Regions from separate parts of the Homo sapiens genome. Here all the other regions are linked to region 2. Evidence: chromatin contacts called from ENCODE Hi-C data. All regions are on one chromosome and are shown on one strand. Each heading gives the region's core, a stretch centred on a gene start or an enhancer-like site at or near the end of the contact. The rest is flanking DNA. Distances are from core to core; before and after follow the strand shown. Region 1 holds the start of ZNF302 (zinc finger protein 302). Region 2 holds the start of LINC00662 (long intergenic non-protein coding RNA 662). Region 3 holds the start of CEBPG (CCAAT enhancer binding protein gamma).

Evidence for each region. Hi-C counts contacts between places; a loop is a spot of excess contacts on that map. Pooled maps may share reads with other maps.
Region 1: a pooled map shows a loop between it and region 2 (20-fold over the local background). The contact joins the promoter of ZNF302 here to the promoter of LINC00662 in region 2. A Hi-C loop is called at or near these places in 7 of 50 pooled maps.
Region 3: a loop to region 2 is called in a pooled map, with 15 times the contacts of the local background. The contact joins the promoter of CEBPG here to the promoter of LINC00662 in region 2. A Hi-C loop is called at or near these places in 2 of 37 single-sample maps with no recorded cell type and 7 of 50 pooled maps.

Annotation. Positions count from the first base shown.
Region 1 is chr19:34,676,428-34,679,285 of GRCh38, forward strand. It overlaps ZNF302 (zinc finger protein 302), which reads left to right and starts at 1,251. Exons shown (of 5, transcript NM_001289187.2): 1 at 1,251-1,676; 2 at 2,310-2,386. The coding sequence starts at 2,378. It overlaps SCGB2B2 (secretoglobin family 2B member 2), which reads right to left and starts at 732. Exons shown (of 4, transcript NM_001025591.4): 1 at 1-732. It also overlaps the pseudogene ZNF807P and the pseudogene SCGB1B2P. RefSeq lists enhancers at 223-1,120, 780-879, 930-989, 1,121-2,017 and a silencer at 1,440-1,499.
Region 2 is chr19:27,792,666-27,795,435 of GRCh38, forward strand. It overlaps LINC00662 (long intergenic non-protein coding RNA 662), which reads right to left and starts at 1,275. Exons shown (of 3, transcript NR_027301.1): 1 at 867-1,275; 2 at 335-567. It overlaps LINC02987 (long intergenic non-protein coding RNA 2987), which reads left to right and starts at 766. Exons shown (of 7, transcript NR_146733.1): 1 at 766-944. RefSeq lists enhancers at 1,008-1,487, 2,654-2,770.
Region 3 is chr19:33,372,309-33,375,297 of GRCh38, forward strand. CEBPG (CCAAT enhancer binding protein gamma) reads left to right here and starts at 1,401. Exons shown (of 2, transcript NM_001806.4): 1 at 1,401-1,587. RefSeq lists a silencer at 1,188-1,997.

The sequences.
Region 1 (2,858 bases), core at 1-2,500, 6.9 Mb after region 2:
GAGAAATTGAAATTGCCCACCTCTTTCCTGGAAAACTCATGAATAATCCACCCTTGTTTAGCACATCATCAAGCAATAAATACAAGTATCCCTAGTCCAGCAGCCCAAGCTGCTGCTCTAACAATGGAGTACCCATTGTTTCTTTACTTTCTTAATACACTTGCTTTGGCTTTGCACTGTGCTCTCCCATGGATTTTTTCTTGCGTGAGCTCTAAGAACTCTCTCTTGGGGTCGGATCCGGACCCCTTTCTGGTAACAGAAGCACTGCTTCACGAAGATCATGCAGGTCAGTACTTAATAAGTACAAAAAAGTCTATAGCGACACTATTTATAATTTTAAAAATGATTGAAGTCAATTAACATTTAAGTGTTAAAAAGAAAGTAAACAACCCAAATATACACAAACAGTAGACTGCTCTGGCTTGCATACAGAGAGGTCCATTGCCCTTTTGGGTGGGCCTAAGAAGCACTTCTGGGGAGAGGGGGCGTCAGGCTGTGATGGCTGCGGGAGGAGTGACTCCTCCCAGGATGAGGGTCTCCATCCTCCCAGTGCTCACTCAAGTTCAGTATTTCCAAGTCCTTCCAGGGGCGTAACGCACGTCAGAACGGCCATTAGTGTCACAGATACGTGTCCCCTTGCATTTCCAGGAAATGCCCTTGGTTGGCGAACTACAGTCGTGACAGTCGGGCCACAGGGCGTTTTGTGAGTTATCGTCTTGGGCAAATGAGTGCCAAAAAAAAAAAAAAAAAAAGACCTGAAGGTGAACAGCATAGCGGCAGGGTTTGGGATGAGAGGAGCCCCTTTGCTAGCAACGGCGAGCACTTGCGCGGTACCAGCAAGGGCTGCCCATGTCTCGGAGGGAAACGTTTGTGTGAGCGCAGGAATGACCCGGAAGACCTTGGCACGGCTGCAGTTTTCTGGGAAATGTAATTTCTTGGTCCGGGCGCCATGGCCCTTATAAGTAGAGGGTGTCCCTTGGTTTCGAGTTGTATCGTTCACCAGAGGACGACTGTGTGCCCCAGGACAATTTGCGCATGGTCCTAGCTGGCCGGCTCTAGGTCGACGGCCCCAGGCGGTTAAGCTACTTACAAAGCCGTGACCGGTTTGCCCGCGGCGCACCAGGTCCGCGCAGCCGCAGAGACCCTTGGGAAGTGTGGTCTTCGGGTGCCGGCGGTTCGCGGCTTCCGGGACATTTGTACCGCAGGGGGAGGATTCTGGGAAATGTGGTTCGCCGTGGGCGGTGCACTGGGTCAGTCCCGCGATAGCTTCAGGCCTGGCGGCGGCTTCCAAGCTAAGGAACGGTTTGGGGCAGTGTCGTTCCCGGAGGTCGGCCGCCGTTACCCGCTCACCAGCTACGCGGCGCGTCAGGTCCGCGGAGGCGCGGGCTCGGGGCGCCTGCGGGACGGTGAGGCCCTGCTGAGGACTCCGGCAAGTGTGGGTCGCGGCGACGGCGGGGCTAAGGCCCTGGGTCCGCGCGCGGTTTGACCACGGCCGGGGCCTTGGGCATTTCCTGGCCTTCCTGTTGAGCCGTGTAAACGCGGGGTGATGACGGCGCCGACCTCTTGGCACTGTTGTGAGAGCGAAGTGGGCGCGAGAGCAGACGCCAGCTACAGTTTTTTTTGGGTTATGTCGTCATGAAGCCGGCGCTTTCAGTTGTGCAACCTTGAACAAATGGGTTCAGTATCTCGGAATTTCAGTTTTGTCTTCATTTTAAAAAATAAATCTGGTTTAGAACTCGACCTCAAGCGATCCGCCCGCCTCCGCCTTCCGAAGTGCTGGGATTAAAGGCGTAAGCCACCGCACCAGCCTAACGAACATGGCGAAACGCCGTCTCTACTAAAAATACAAAAAAAAATTAGCTGGGCGTGGTGGCACGTGTCTATAATCCCAGCTATTCGAGAGGTTGAGGTAGGAGAATCGCTTCAACCCGGGAGGCAGAGGTTGCAGTGAGTCGAGGTCGCTCCATTGCACTCCAGCCTGGAGACAGAACGAGACTCCGTCTCAAAAAAAAAAAAAAAAAAATCTGGAATAATATGAATGCACACCTTGCAAAGTGGTGAAGACTGAACGAGCTGATAAAGTTGTTACCGTTGTTTTATGAGTCTTTTGTATACAGAATAATTGATTTTCCCCGCAGGTGGCACCTGGTAAATAGCCCTTGCGGAGAAACACCCTGTTCCTTCCCAGGGAGAGATTGACGCTCCGGCGAGTGATTACCAGTGTGCTTTTCCATTAAGGTGTGTGACAGGTGCCGCAAGATAAGCCCGATTTTTCATGACTGCTTTTTCCTGCCTTTCTGTGCCCTCAGGACACTGCCCATCTCTAAGATAAGAACCTGGAAAGGGGACTCTGTTGGCCATTGGAAATTGCAGAATAATGTCTCAGGTAAGTCGGTGTGTCCCCAAATCTTCCTGAAACACTTTATTAGGCCTCTGTGTGTTTGCTTTGCTTCTCCTGCCTGTTCCCACCTAATCAAGTCCATTTAAGGGACTAGATCTATGGTTCCTTTCACTATAGGAAGAATGGAGCCCACAGGAGAGCTCCAAGGTATTGTCCTCATCACCCAGTGTTCCTCTTTTCTACAGTTTTCTGCTAGAAGACTTTCTAGATTGCCAACATTTTAAAACTGTAATTCACAATGCAACTTTGGAATGTAAGGTTATTCGGTTTATGGTTGTCAAAACTGTACCATGTGGTCTCAAGTGAAGAGATGTTTGGAGTCATCCTTGATTCTTCCTTTTGACTTATAACTCATATTCAGGTCCTCTAGTTTGGATCTAAACGATACACCGTATACAGCATCTGACCATTAGTTAGCCCATCACCACCACCACCACTACCACCCCAGTCCGAGCCA
Region 2 (2,770 bases), core at 25-2,524:
GAGACAGAGAGGGAGAGACAGAAAAATTAAATATAATACAAAAACAAATAAACAATAGCTGAAAATTTAAAAACTTGGTCAAAACCGCAAATTCTTATATTCAAAAGGTGAACACACTCCAAAACAAAAACAAAAACAAATAAAACCATATCGAGGCCCTACTGTGATTTAGAAAACTGGCAGAGCAAGATTTTCCAGGGAGTTGCTATGATTTCTCATTTTCACTATTTATAATAATGGAAAATATGCACTCCTTAGTTTTCTTCTTGGAGAAAGTCTGACTTGTCAAACACAGATGACTTTTCAGTTTAGTTTTCAAGGTTTAATTTCTTACCTTGGAAATCAATTAAATTTGTTTCTTTAAAATGTCGCAGTAAAATTGCTCCTCCAGACAGATGTCCACGGAGATTCTGTCCTGCTGCGTCCGCCTTTCACAGAACTGAGGTTGTTCCTACACCAGTTTCAGAAGCGTGTAGGCACGCTTTATTACAGTGGCAGCAGCGTCCCTGTGCGAGGTCTAACCCAGGTGTGGGCCCTGCAGCCAGCCCGGGGGTCCAATGGGTCCTCCTATGGAGCACAGGAAGAATCGTGGCAGGCCAGAGATAGACAAAAGGTGGCTTTTAAAAGGGAAGTGTCAGGTTACCAGGGACTGGGTACTTTTACACGCGGACCTTCGGCCCTGCCCATAGAAAGGGGCAGCACTGCGCATCTCTGAAGGAGTGTGGCAAAGGGTGGGGCAATAAGAAGGGTGGGGCAGAAAGGAGTGGCCCCTCAGGAGGAAGGGGCGGGGAGATCCCAGCTACTAGAGGACGCCCGTTCCAATGGCAACTCTGCCAAGGCGCCTATGAGAGCCTCTTGGCTTTTACCTGGTCTGCGAGAAATCAAACTTTGGGCACAAGTCATGAAGCCGACAAGCCCGGGAGACACAGTGTCAGAATTACAAGGTGAGATCAGCCGCCCGGCCAAGCTATCTTCTCGCTAGCAGGTGAGGCCCGTGAACAGCCAAGCTCCCCTTGGCACGGCGGAACCGCAGTGGACGCGTGGAGGGGCTCCGTAGAGGAGGGACCTTTGCTTGGGATGCGGGGAGCTGTAGTCTCTTATCTGCACCCAGCTTGTTAGTTGTACGCCTGCAGGACTACAATCTCAGCACAAAGCAGGATTGTAGGGCGGTGCGGATCCCTGGAGGGAGACAGCGCGGTGCGCTCCTGCCGGCCATGCTGGCTGGGGTGGTGTCTTAGGCGGTTCCAGCCGTTAGTCACAGGGCGGCCGGACTACAATCCCAGCATACAACGGGAGTGGAGGTGGTGACCTTGAGAGAGGGCCTGTGCTGTGCGCGCCTCGCGGGGCATGCTGGGAGCAGTAGCATCTTAGCTGCTTCCGGCCGCTGGTCGCAGGGCTGCGGGACTACAATCTTCGCATGAAATGGAAGAGAGGGTGGTGCGGATAGCTTGAGGAAGGTACGGATACCTTGAGGGAGGTATGGATACGTTGAGGGAGGTACGGATACGTTGAGGGAGGTTACGGATACGTTAAGGGAGGTACAGCAGCGGTGCGCGCCTTGCAGGGCATGCTGAGAGGAACAGTTTTTTAACTGCTTCTGGCTGTTGGTGGCAGAGCTGCGGGACTACAATCCCAGTATGCTACGGGAGTGGGGATGATGCTGGTCCCTTGAGGGGGGGGGGCAGCGCGGTGCCCTCCTGCCGGGCATGCTGGTAATAGTGTCTTAGCTGCTTCCGGCCGTTGGTCGCAGGGCTATGGGACTACAGTCTCAGCATGCGCAGGGTTCAAGGGTGTTGCGCAGCCCCGCAGGGAGGGGCAGGGCGGTGTTGACCTCTGTTTCCAAACCCATGCTGGCTACTGAATCTGTGCCACCCCTGGCTAAGGGGAGTGAGTCCATAGAGGGACTTGAAGGGCAGGTCTGGGCTGGGCAGTGAGGAGAGTATGATACTGCAAAGTGCGCCTCGCCTTTGCCAAAATCGGTCGGGTCTCAGGCTCACCCCACCTCCCGCTGCTCAGTTCCGTTTCCCTCCAGAGCATCAAGCCTCCTCCCGCCCAGGGGGCCTCCTGCTTTCCTAAGCTGCTGTGGAATCGGCCTGAGGTCCCAGACGCTGTCCATTGTGCTGCTGCTCTCTGCTTTCTCCAGCCAGAGTGCCAGTTCATCCGCTTTTGGGAGAACTCCGCCGCCTGGCCTGCCCGCGGAAAAGGTCACAGCTTTGCAGGGGGTGACATGGGCTATGGCTTCCTGGAAATGTCACCCTCACTAGCGCCTTTTAGATAGATGTGAATTTTGAGACATGAGGGAGAGTAATTATTGGTTTACCCAGGAGATGCTAAGAGCAGAGGAGAAAACCCTAATTTCCAGGCATGTGTCCTGAGCCAGGGACAGGCTGGCCAGACCCTAAGCCCCCAGTGCCGCCAGAGAGCAGCCTACTGCCCTGATTTGTGTGGAATCCCCTTCGTGCTGCTGGGCCTTAGCGTCAGGGACAGCCCAGTCAGGTGAAGGTGGGGATGACCCATGGGCTTCTGGAAGTGGGTTGGTGGTCCTGGGAGGGCCAGCCCATCCCCCCTTGGAGAGGGTCTTTGTGCTGAAGGATGCCCACAGAGGCCTGGGTACCAGGAACACTGCTCTAGGCAAGGTGCCTTTCTTCCAGATTTGGCTGAAAGGAAGGAAGACTTGGTCAGCTTTTCCACCCAGCCATCTGGCCCTTACAGGGCTGCTCCCCATGGACCTGGGTTTGTAGAGTCCTCCAGGGCTTTGTGTGGCCCACTA
Region 3 (2,989 bases), core at 151-2,650, 5.6 Mb after region 2:
TGCCTCGGCCTCGCAGAGTGCTGGGATTACAGACCTGAGCCACCGCGCCCAGCCCATTGTTCACCGTTGTGACCCCTTTTAATTTTTATTTATTGCTTTATCATCTTACTGATTCCTCGAAACAATCTTACGGGGCGAGCCGGTTCCATGGGCGCTGAAGAAACATTTCCTCTTTCAAAGCCTCAATTGTTTGAACGATACGCGTTGCTAAAGAGGAAGCAATTAAACCTATCAGGCGAGTTCTGCCCTCCGCCCAGCGAGCTGCTGCTTCCTGGTGTTAAAACGCTTTCGGGGCCAGGCGCGGTGGCTCACGCCTGTAATCCCAGCACTTTGGGAGGCCGAGGCGGGCGGATCACGAGGTCAGAAGATCGAGACCATCCCGGCTAAAACGGTGAAACCCCGTCTCTACTAAAAAAATACAAAAAATTAGCCGGGCGTAGTGGCGGGCGCCTGTAGTCCCAGCTACTTGGGAGGCTGAGGCAGGAGAATGGCGTGAACCCGGGAGGCGGAGCTTGCAGTGAGCCGAGATTGCGCCACTGCACTCCAGCCTGGGCGACAGAGCGAGACTCCGTCTCAAAAAAAAAAAAAAAAAAAACGCTTTCGGGTTCTCCTGGCGAGTTTTAAGTCACACTGGATCGCTGCTTATTTTCAGAGATCACCTCGCACCCATGCACCTGGAAGGCACCCAAAGAGAATCATTTTAAGAAATTCACTTCATCTCACCCTAACAACAAAGCACAGCCTGCAGCACATGGATTTCACCCATGTGACATCAATGCTAATCCTATGTGTGAAACATCTGGGTTCATTCGATTTTTTAAAAATTAGTAACTGAGATGGGGTCTCGCTATGTTGTCCAGGCTGGTTCTCCAACGCCTGGGCTCAAGCCATTCTCCCGCCTCGGCCTCCCTCGGCGCTGAGATTATAGGCGGGAGCCACCGCGTCAGCCTCCACTCTTTTTGCGGCGACAAAGCCCGCCCGCCTGCGGGGCGTTCCGTTCGCAGAAACTCTGTGAGGGACGCCGCGGGGGCTTCCAAGGGACGCGGCGAAACCAAAACAGTCGCCGGTGGTTCACAAAACCACCTCAGAAAATGCTTCCAAAGGCACGTCTGGCCTCCACAAGGTGACGGCTTTTCAGCCTCCGACTCGAACTTGAGTCGTCCACAGCACTAGGCCGCCGCCAGCCCGGGCGAGCTGCCTAGGGACCGCGGACGCCGCAGCAAGCAGCTCCCTGCTCCCGCCACACCCGCCGAGCCAGCCGCGCGGAACCCACTCCCCCACCGTGGGCCCGCCTCCCGCCGCCAGCCTGCCCACGATTGGTCGACTGGGCTGCCCGTCGCGAGAGAAGGCGGTGCCTCCGGCAGGCCGGCGCTCCCATTGGCCGGGATGGCGGCGGCGGCGCGCGCGGCCCCGGCGAGCAGGGGAAGCCGGTGGCCGCGGCTGCGGAACGGGCGGAGGCTGCCGGTTTCGTAACCGTCGCTCCTCCTCGCTGACTCGCGGGCTGTGAGGCCTGGGTCGGCTCGGGCCGCACCGCGCGGGGCCGCTCGGAGTGGAGGCCGCCTGGGGGCAGGCGGGCTAGAGGAGCAGGTAAGGAGGCTGCGGCGGGCGCCCTGAGAACGGGGAGGAGGAGGCCGCGGCGACGCCGGCCGCTCGACTGGGTGCGGGCCCGGCTCGGGGAAACCCAGCCCCGGCCCCAGACGGCCCGCTGGCCCGGGAAGGCCACGCGAGGCTGGAGGCGCGGGCGGCGGCGCCGCGCGGCGTCTGATGCAACCTGCCGGCAACACCCGGCGGGGACGCTGAGCTCATTCCTGGCCGCGGCCCAGCGCTGCGGCGCCGCCCGTCGACCCCCGCGCTGCCCGGGGCGCCCCTCGCGGCGGGCCGGGAGCGCGCGAACGGCCGGGGAATGCCCCCTGCGGAGCCCGGCCCCCTCTCGGTGAAACGGGCGCTGTGACCCGCCAGGCTCGCATTGGCCCCTGGGGATGAAGGGTGTTCCCAGAATAGCAGAAGGTGGACCGAGTCGAGCTTTAGAATCCTGATCTTCTAGAAGGGCTCAGCTTGCGGTGATCGAAAATCTGTTCAGAAGTTCAAAGACTGATCAATAAAATAGGGAAAGCAACTGGTTTTTAAATGCATGACTTTGCAGAGATAATATTTTGCTTCTTTGTGGAGCTGTTGGAATGTCCTGCACTTTACTGTTGAACGTAGTTTAGAAGAACACGCAACACCTACGGGTCGAATAGAGAAGAAATGAAGCACTTCGCAGGCATAGTTGGAGGGAGCGGAGCAGGGCCGACAGCCAGCGGAGGTGACCAGATGCGAAGGATGGAAATGCATGTGTCGCGGGGGGAGGAGAGTGTTTTCCAGGGCAGCTGGTGTGTTGCTTCTCTTCCGCAGGTTTACGTGTTGGGTTTTCCTCTTGTTTGAAGTTTATACTGTAATCTGGCATCCTGAAATGTATAAGATTTAGAAAGGTCTCAATGTTGATGGGTGACACCAAAATTGGTAGTTGTGTCAGAATTGACTGCTTATATGAATAGGTTGTCACTTAAGGCAGACTTCTCCCAAAGAAATGTGACTCCCAGAGAAAATTTTAAAAGAAAATCCTATAAGGGCTTGCTTTACGAAGACATTCTACACCTAGAAGCTCTTGATATTTAAGATGTGGTCATCTGTTAGCCCTTGAGTAGTATTTGGGATAAGCTGTTCATAAGGTCGATTCTGCTTCTGGAAAAAGTTGCTGTAAACAAGGCTAAATAATTACAGGGTACAAGGGAGCTGAAGCATATTTCAGCTTCTTGATTCCTGCTTTTGGTGGGCACACTTGGCTGGTTCAGTTATTTTTAATACCTGCTTTTAAAAAAAGTAGATGGAAACAAAACTTCATTGAGAATATCCTTTAAATTCTCAAGATCACATCATGTCTGTCTGCAAGGCTGTCTGATCTTGGAGAGATGGTTTCATCCCTGGGAAATTAAACACTATGTGCTGA